Linked DNA regions of Homo sapiens: region 2 is linked to region 1. A link is an interaction called in ENCODE POLR2A ChIA-PET data of the cell type or tissue named here. Cell type or tissue: PC-3. All regions are shown on one strand. Links, peaks and the distances in the headings refer to the core of each region. The heading gives the core; the rest is flanking DNA. Region 1 overlaps SLC35A5 (solute carrier family 35 member A5). Region 2 has its middle 36 kb from the start of CCDC80.

Evidence for each region. Peaks named below come from ENCODE experiments on the same cell type or tissue, not always from the same donor. Only the 100,000 strongest peaks of a DNase experiment are listed, where the experiment ranks them.
Region 2: POLR2A ChIA-PET joins it to region 1 with 5 read pairs; 2 of 35 experiments call an interaction of 5 or more read pairs at or near these places.

The regions. Positions count from the first base shown.
Region 1 is chr3:112,567,180-112,571,582 of GRCh38, reverse strand. It overlaps SLC35A5 (solute carrier family 35 member A5), which reads right to left. Exons shown (of 7, transcript NM_017945.5): 3 at 2,314-2,412; 4 at 913-1,043. Among named protein-coding and RNA genes, the nearest start is that of SLC35A5, 7.3 kb to the right of the region's middle. In PC-3, for the core only: no CTCF peak of the experiment used is centred there; no DNase peak of the experiment used is centred there.
Region 2 is chr3:112,675,014-112,679,416 of GRCh38, reverse strand. No RefSeq gene overlaps it. Among named protein-coding and RNA genes, the nearest start is that of CCDC80, 36 kb to the right of the region's middle. In PC-3, for the core only: no CTCF peak of the experiment used is centred there; a DNase peak (open chromatin) is centred at 2,446; H3K4me3 peaks cover 483 bases; H3K27ac peaks cover 2,359 bases.

The DNA.
Region 1 (4,403 bases), core at 312-4,311:
CCTAGTCTTGGGTATGTGTTTATTAGCAGTGTGAGAACAGGCTAATACAGTTCTATCTTGAGCCCTCCTTTTCATCCCACTCTGATTTGCTTATATTTAAGAAACTTCACAGAGAAGACTGGTAGCAATAGAAATCCTATTTATAATCAAATGCCTGAATTTACTTTTTAAAGAAATTTAAAACACATTTTGGCAATAAAGGCAATAGAAATCTTCATTTTATAAAATATTAAAGGGAAATATACATGTGACCTATTGTGACCCAAACTGAGTAATAAGTGAAAGCAGAAAAACCAAACTCCAGCTCGGATTACTAATGGCTTTCTAAACTGACACAAAGGATGCCAAGAAAGATGAGAAGTATTTCCAGCATTATCAGTTATAGATGGCATTTCTAGTTGGGAGGACATGATCCCTACCCTTGAAGAATTTGTTGGTTAAATGACATGACTAACAGAAAAGAAAACCATACAAATAAAATTCATATAAACTACATTAAAACAGGTGTAAGAAAGGTACATTGAGTGTTTAACTTTCTGAGTTAATCAGGGAAGTTTTCTTGGATGAGGTCCTGGATGCTGAGATAATTAGAGGTTAGTGGCCACAGGACGTCTCAGAAAATAGGCATACTAATTAGGGTTACATAAAAAGAGGTGGCTTCAGATTTCTTGGTCTAGGGAGCAACTCCCCCATGGTAGTCAGCCCAGTTTAATACAGTAATCTTGACCATTTAAGAGAACCTGGCACGCATATTGATAATTCAGGACTCAGATAATTCTGGGGAAATCTCAGGAAGGCCAGTGAGGACAATGAGAAACTAACAATGCCAACAAAAATGATAAAAAAAAAAAAATTCTGGGATTTATTTCTCTGTATCTTTTCAATGGTATTTTCTTTTTCATATTTACTTACTGGTTGAAGATAGGACAGGACATAGAAGACAATCAAGTTATCCAGGAAATAAAGAAAGGCAGGAATGGACCACTTCATGAAATCAGAGAATTCCTTCCAGGAAGCATATTTCAAATTTCTACTTTGATGATCTTAGAAAGAAACACGGTGTAAATGACCTTGATGAGAATGCCCACATTTTTAGAGAAATTACACTGCACTTGATTACTGATACAATTCTTTAAAGGGAGCTTTATAAACGTGCCTCCATTTCATTACTGTCTCTCTTCAACCCACCAGTTTCATCACTGACAATCAGCAACAACCTTAGGACTACTGGTTATCCTAATTCCTGTTAATTTGAGATAACAGAAGTATTACTTAAGGCAACTCAGAATAAATATGTGGTTTCTCTTGCTGCTGTAAGAGCATAAGGCCAACAGGGAGATCAACAAGTTAAAATAAGTTAAAAAAAAAAAAATCAAGGCTTCATACTGGAATTTTTGCCCCCCAGGGCAAATCAGGAAAGGGGGATACTAAATCGAAATTTATATATATGGAACTAGAGAAAGTTAACTTTTAGTAATCCTGTCAGTTATTATTCCATCTCTAGGTTTCTAAAAACTTAGGCACTGTAGCAGAGAGAATGTAAAACAAAAAGAAAACAAAGGCAGTTTAAGGCCCTGCAAATAATGCATTGAGTTTTATGAGATTAAGAAAAGTAGTCACTAACGAGAAACTGCAAAGTTTGAAACCCTGGAATATGAAAAGACATCTTGCTGGGCAAACACTTCAATGCTCTAAAGTTTACGTTTACCTCATGTGTGAAGGTATATGAAAGAGGCAGAGGGAGGGAGCGGAGGCGCAATAATTGGGGAACTAAGGTGAAGAATTAATGTATATTAAACAGCATATACATTCCATGGAAGGCTATATACTTTACATTTGAGAAAGGAATTAGTATCCCTATGTGATAGCTCAGAAAACTGGAGCTCAGAGAAAATAATCTGCCCCAGAACAGTCTCTTTGATGCCTGTGCACTATGCTACCTTCCCTGCAGGAAATGGGAACTATTTTGAAATATGATACATCTCAAGTTAGCACGATTTAGAAAATCTTTAATTTGAATAAAAACTAACTTACTGTATGAAACTATCACAGAACAAGTAACAAGATAGAGTAATAGGAAGGGCATTAGGAAACATGAGTTGGTGTCCCAGCTCCTCCCCTTCCTATGCAGCTCTGCATTAACACTTTCTCTTTGAGCTTGTTTCTCCACCTCTAAAACATACTTATGTTTGTATCTTAGCTTCCTCATATAAAATTTAATGGACTAAGCTAAATGATACAAAATGTTCCTTCCAGTTCTAACATTTTTTGGTCCTATGATTAACAAGTATATAGTACCATTTCAAGACTTACCTTTCTTTATAACACAGAATGACACAAGCACACAGAAAACTAGCTTCACCAGTTCTGAGCACACATTCACAGTAGTTGGAAGATAATCATACTTGTTTTCTGAAATGTAACAGAAATGTTTTTTAACTATATATTTTATTCCATGTATGTTTATATACAGTATAACATAATTGTTTTAAAATTTAAAAGCTGGATTTACTACTGGTTATATTAAGTTTCTTCCAGTTGCCTTTGCTCCTTTGGATTTTTTAATCAATTCACCTAATGTATTAGCTATCCCTATCCCATTTGGCTTTTTATTATCCTTGAATTTGTTAAACAGCCTCTCATGTCTTCATCCAAGTTGCTAATACATTAAGGAGGCTAGGACTAAGGGCAAAGAAAGCTCTGTGGCATGGCATCAGAGGCTGCCTGCTAAATTGACCATCAATCAACACCGACTCATGCAACAGCTATGAACTGACCTGCTGAATTATTACTCAGCTCATAATTCTTCTTGTGATTTCTTTGCCTTGCTAAAATTGAGGTACACTCTGTCTATGACATCCCCTTAAGAGTTTTCCAATCTGTTTTATATCACGGTACACACAGAAAACATTAATATTTGTTTGGCACTCTGGGATAAATGGTACACTGAGGTAAAGAAGGAAACTATCTAAGGCAAGAGGCAACTGGCCTAGGGCTCTGCTACCTTTAGGGCCGAGAGGAAATACTTGGACACATCCAAACCCACTGATGAGTTGGAAAGCTACATCCTAAACTGCAAATCAATAGAATTAGGAAGTGAGGTTTGGTTGGTATGACTTCATCTTAACTGTTACCTGTCTCTTCTAAATGCTTACAAACAACTCGCTTTACAATTTTGCCAAGGATAAACATAAACTTTATTGGGTACTATTTTCAGGAATGCATTTTCCCCACTTTTGAAGACATTTGCTTGCTTCTCTCAGTCACATTAAACCAAAATTGGCCAAATGTAGGGAAAAAAAGCCAAGTGGACACTGTCTATCCAGAACACTTTCTTCCACTCTCCTGTGGTTTCCCTTGACCTTCTCAAACTAATCAGAATCAATTCTTTATTCATCTCTGTTCTTATAGCACTACCTCTAAACCTCTGTGGCCCTACTTGTCTCATTGGAAGTGTGTGAAGTGAAATGGAATGGAAGATCCTTACAAGAAATGGACCATGTTTGTCACGTTCATATACCTGGCACTTAGCAGGCACTTAATAAATGTTCACCTGAATTTAAATATCTGCCTGTTCAACTTTACCCCATCATTCAAAGCATAGTCAAAACATCTCCTTTTTCTCAGTTAAATGCTAGACTTAACTCACACTCTGTTATCCTCCAATGATACTTCTCATGATCCATCATGATACACATAAGCCAACATGTGCATATAAGAAGGGGGGACTTTGGATTATAACTTTCAAACCCTTGTCACTGTTCTTTAGCTTGTTCTTGCTTTTCAGTGGTTTTCTTGCAGTCCTTTCACGGCCGATCCCAGACCATATGACAACATGGTATGTGATTTCCCTCCACACATCTCCTGCCCACACTAACATACCTTTCTACATGGCATTCACTGGTTTCCCTTCAGCCCCAGAGGAAGGGGCTAAGGCCCGACTATTAATCCAATGTCCCCTTTAAAACCCTCCCTTCTAGCTGGGTGCAGTGGCTCATGCCTGTAATCCCAGCACTTTGGGAGGCCGAGGCAGGTGGATCACTTGAGGTCAGGAGTGGCCAACATGGTAAAACCACGTCTGGTCAACATGGTGAAACCACGTATCTACTAAAAATACAAAAAAATAGCTGAGCATGGTGGCACATGCCTGTAATCTCAGCTATTCGGGAGGCTGAGGCAAGAGAATGCTTGAACCTGGGAGGTGGAGGTTGCAGTGAGCTGAGATCGCGCCAGTGCACTCCAGACAGAGCGAGACTCCAACTCAAAACAAATCTTCCCTTCTCAGATACTTGGCTCCATTTCCTTTGGCTTTAGTGTATCTTTTTGTTTGTTTGTCTGTTTTTGTTTTTTGTTTTTTGAGACAGAGTCTTGCTCTGTTGCCCAGGCTGGAGTGCAATGGCGTG
Region 2 (4,403 bases), core at 295-4,294, 110 kb before region 1:
AAGATAGGCCCATGGGAGCTCATTTGCCCCTTCCACCTTGTGGGGATACAAGAAGGCTCCACCTTTGAAGCAGAGAGAGAGCTGTCACCAGACAATGAATCTGCCAGTGCCTTGATCTTGTACAGCCTCAAGAACTGTGAGGAATACATTTCTGTTGTTTATAAGCTACCTAGTTTATGATATTTTGTTATAGCAGCCCCAAAAGACTAAGATAGGGCCCAAGGAAATTTTGGGGGATGATATATGTGTTCACTCTCTTGATTGTGGTGATGGTTTCATGGATAGATACAGATACAGCCTCAAAATTCATCAAACTGATACTTTAAGTATGTATAGTTTATTATATGTCAATTATACCTCAATAACACAACATTTAAAAAATAAAACTATGACTACAAATAGAAATTTTAAAAAATATACTCAGTGAACAGAAAAGGAAGTTTTGGTATTGTGGCTAAACTCCCTTTTTTCTCCCAGTATTAAGTAATAATACGTAGGCATATTTACTAAAATATTGCCATGTACTAGGCATAATATTAGATACTTTATATGTGTTAGTTATTTAACATTCACAACATCCCTGTGAGATAGATAACCCTATTAGACCATTTCATAATTGGAAAACCGATGGACTTAACCAAGTACTCACTTGTAAAAGTGGCAAAGTCAGGATTTAAATCATTCTTGACAACTACACTCACTACCTCACGTGAGACAAAACCCTCATTTAATTGTTAAACTGTGCTTGCTGTCTTGAATTAGAAATACTAGACTAGGAAGGAGACCTCCAGAGAGCCAGAGAGGAAGGCTGAATGAGGGCCAGAAATAATCACCCGGAACTGAGTTTGGAGTGATAAATACTTTAGCTCTGGCTCCATACCTGTCCTGCAACTGCATCCTGACTCTGTGTATAATACTTAACTGCCTGTGTCAAGTAATTCAGCCTAGACCTGACCCTTTCCCTTATTTGTGCAGGTGACTCTGTTTCTGCCCCAGGCCAACCTTAATACCCAAGGCCCTTCACCAGTTTTTGCAGCAAAGATTTTTTGGTAATTTTAGTGGTGATCTGGAGATTCATAGGAAAGAGTCACATCTCCCAATGCTCTGCTCAGTCCCCCACCTCCTGCAGCTACCTATTTCTCTAAGCCTCCCCCGACTTCCCCCACTTCTCCAGCCAGACTCCCATCACTCTTCACATTTCCTCTGCAGTGCTTGGTCCCAGTCTTCCGTCTACTTTCCTTCTTCACTTAAGACCAAGGCTATGTCTTTTACCCACCTCATTGCTATCAAAGCCCTTTCTCCCTTAGGAAATTATCTGGCCAGCTACTAAGAAGATAAATTTGTTTCTGTATCCTGACAGAAGTTATTGCTGTCTTCCCAAGGCTGACCTGACAAGTGTGTTGCTGTAGTAACCACATCTAAAAAAATGTGTGGCCAACAGCAAAGATATGGAATCAACCTAAGTGTCCTGTCAATGGATAATAGGATAAAGAAAATGTGGTATATAAACACAATGGAATACTATTCAGCCATAAAAAAGAATGAAATAATGTGTTCTGCGGTGACATGGATGGAACTGGAGGCCATTGCCTTAAGTGAAACAACTCAGAAACAGAAAGTCAAATACTGCATGTTTTCACTTATAAGTGGGAGCTATATAATGTGTACACATGGGCAAAGAGTGTGGAATGATAGACACTAGAGACTTGGAAGGGTGGGGGCACAGAAGGTGGGGAGATTATGAGAAATTACTTAATTGGTACAAAGTACATTTTTCAGATAACAAATCCAGTAAAAGCCATGACTTCACCACTGTGCAATACATGCATGTAACGAAATTTCGCTTGTACCCTTTAAATTTATACAAATAAAAAATGCATAGAGAATGGGAGGGGACCTTCTTCTCAAAGAGAATCTCAGCCCTTGGTTATTAAAACAAAGGCCAAAGCTCATGCACACCTCAGAAATCAGGTCTAAAATTTTCAGACTGATATCAGATATCCACTGGTGGCTAGCGGGTTCACCTGCATCAATTTGTATGATTTTATTAAGGAGGGGATAAAAAAAAGTTTGCACACTTCTGTCCTCCTTGCAAGCTTTGCACAGCTGCCTTCCTAGGGCTTGCAAAATATAGTTTCAAATGTGAAGGGGGCATTTATAACTCAGCATCTCAGGTCTCCAGGGGCAGGAAAAATGATACTAGGATAATGTCTGCCACCAACCAGGATTGTCTCTCTTACCTCCTCTGTGGCTGCATTTGGGAGAATAAGGGCTGAAAAGGCAGGGAGAGTGGATAGGGCCTCTCCAACAGTTTGGGCAGCATGAGGTAGAGAGCAGAATAAATACTGCTCAAGGAAGTGAAACCCGCTATTGGGTTTGTAATGCCTCTTTGCTGTTCTGCTAGCTCCCGCACTCCAGAGATGACTAAGCAGCTGATTCATTGTGGCACCCTCAGAAAAACAGCTCAGCCCTGAGAGAGGAGTCATGCAAGAGGAGAGGGCGCGCATGTGTGTGTGTGTGTTACGGGTGAGGGGGTGGTGTCTGTCAACATGTCTTTTAATGAGCAGTCACAGTATTTTACAAAGGCTTGAATTAGTTGCCAATATGTTTAAAGAAACACAAAGATGAGGTTTTTTTTGCATGAAAAATCCGAATTTGTGAATATCAGCTGATCTGACACCCTGTGTTACTTTAATAGCTTCCTTGCTGGTCTTCCTGCTTCCATCATTTTCTCTTTTACAGTCTGTTTTCAACCCAGCAGCCAGAGGGATCCTTTTCCAATGTAAATCAAATTATGTCACTTCCTTGATTAAAATCTTCCCATGATGTTCCATCTCACTCAGAGTAAAAGTGAGAGTCCCAGAAATGCTCTGTGAGACCTACCTGCTGAGGTACCCTGTTACCTTTCACCTGTCCTAGTCTTCCCTGTCCTCTTCCTCTCCTTCCCCTTCCACTTTCCTCTCCATCTCCTCCTCTTTCTTTTCCTCCTTCTCCTAGTATAAAAGATGGAACCAGACTATTCTGTGGCTCTATTTTCTGTGTGTTTTTGAGTAAATTACTTAACTGGTCTGTGCCTCACTTCCTCATTGGTGAAATGAGGCTAAAAATCGTATCCTGTTCGTAGTGTTGTTTTGAGAACAAAATGAGTTAATATTTTTAAAGCCCCTAAGACAGTGCCCGACACATAATAAAAATAATCCCATTGCTCTTCTAATCCAGCCATGCGGATTTTCTTAATTTTGCTCAAATAAGATAGGTTTGCTCCTGCCTCAGTGCCTTTGCAGATGCTCCTTTCTCTGCCAGGCTGTGGCTTCTACAAATACCCATCTCTTTCAAGCCTTACTTACCTGTATTTGAAGTGAATGAAAAATTGAAAAACAAAAACCCAAGTGGACCAAAAAATAAACAAACAAAAGCCAGCCAGGAAGAAATGAAGAGTATTGATTAAATTCAGCAAATAAATGGAAGAAAAAAAAAATCTCAAAATAAAGACTCATTTACAAGGTGGCTTTAGGAAAAGAGATTCAAATTAAAATTTAACAAGAAACATTGAAGAAAACTGGAAAATAACCAAAATAATTAAAATTTATAGTAATTTTTTTCTAGAAAATCATGAGGACACCTAAAGTATAAATTAGATATGGCTCAGCACTGTCTAGTTTACAATTTACCTTATGAAGTCAACTTATTGCTCTAAGTATTTGGGTCCAAGCATCTGGGACCAGCTTGTTACCATCTCTGACTATTGGAAAACCTTTTGCCAATTGCTTCCCCTCTGCTTCCTTTTCTAGTCCCGTCTGAACTGTCTTGTCTGGCCCTGTTTCCACCCAGGAAGCCGCAGATCCTGACTCCTTGTGTTTGTTTCTCTGCCCAGATGAGAAACACCCATCACCTCTGACTTTCCAAGGAGCAAATCACGCTCCGTGCCGGGCTCCCCCAACAACACCACTCCCTCTTCCCTTGCGATCTCCAGGTCCTCCTTTGACACTTCACTTCTCCTGAGAATCATACTGCTTCTGTTTCTACTCTGCATGCCAGAAGTTATTGCTTTCATCTATTCAATAAAGATTTATTTTAAGCAATTAAGTACCTGATATGTTTTTTTTTCCACCAGGGAACTTTGTACAATTTTATGTTTTTAAAAATTATTTCCAGAGGGATCTGAACAATTACAAATGGAGGCTTCAGTATGAGTACCTTAAATAAATATCACCTATTATTCAGAGACAAGGAGAGGATGGGAAAGGCACATTCCCTCTCTGGTCCTGGGGAGTTGAGGCCGCATAGAGGGGTCTCCTCTAAGCAGTCTGGAACATTGTTTATAACTCCTGATTGGCCCTGTTCTTGATCATGCCTTTCCTGGACTCCACAGCACTGTGGGACTAATGTAGAAAGGCTCTGTT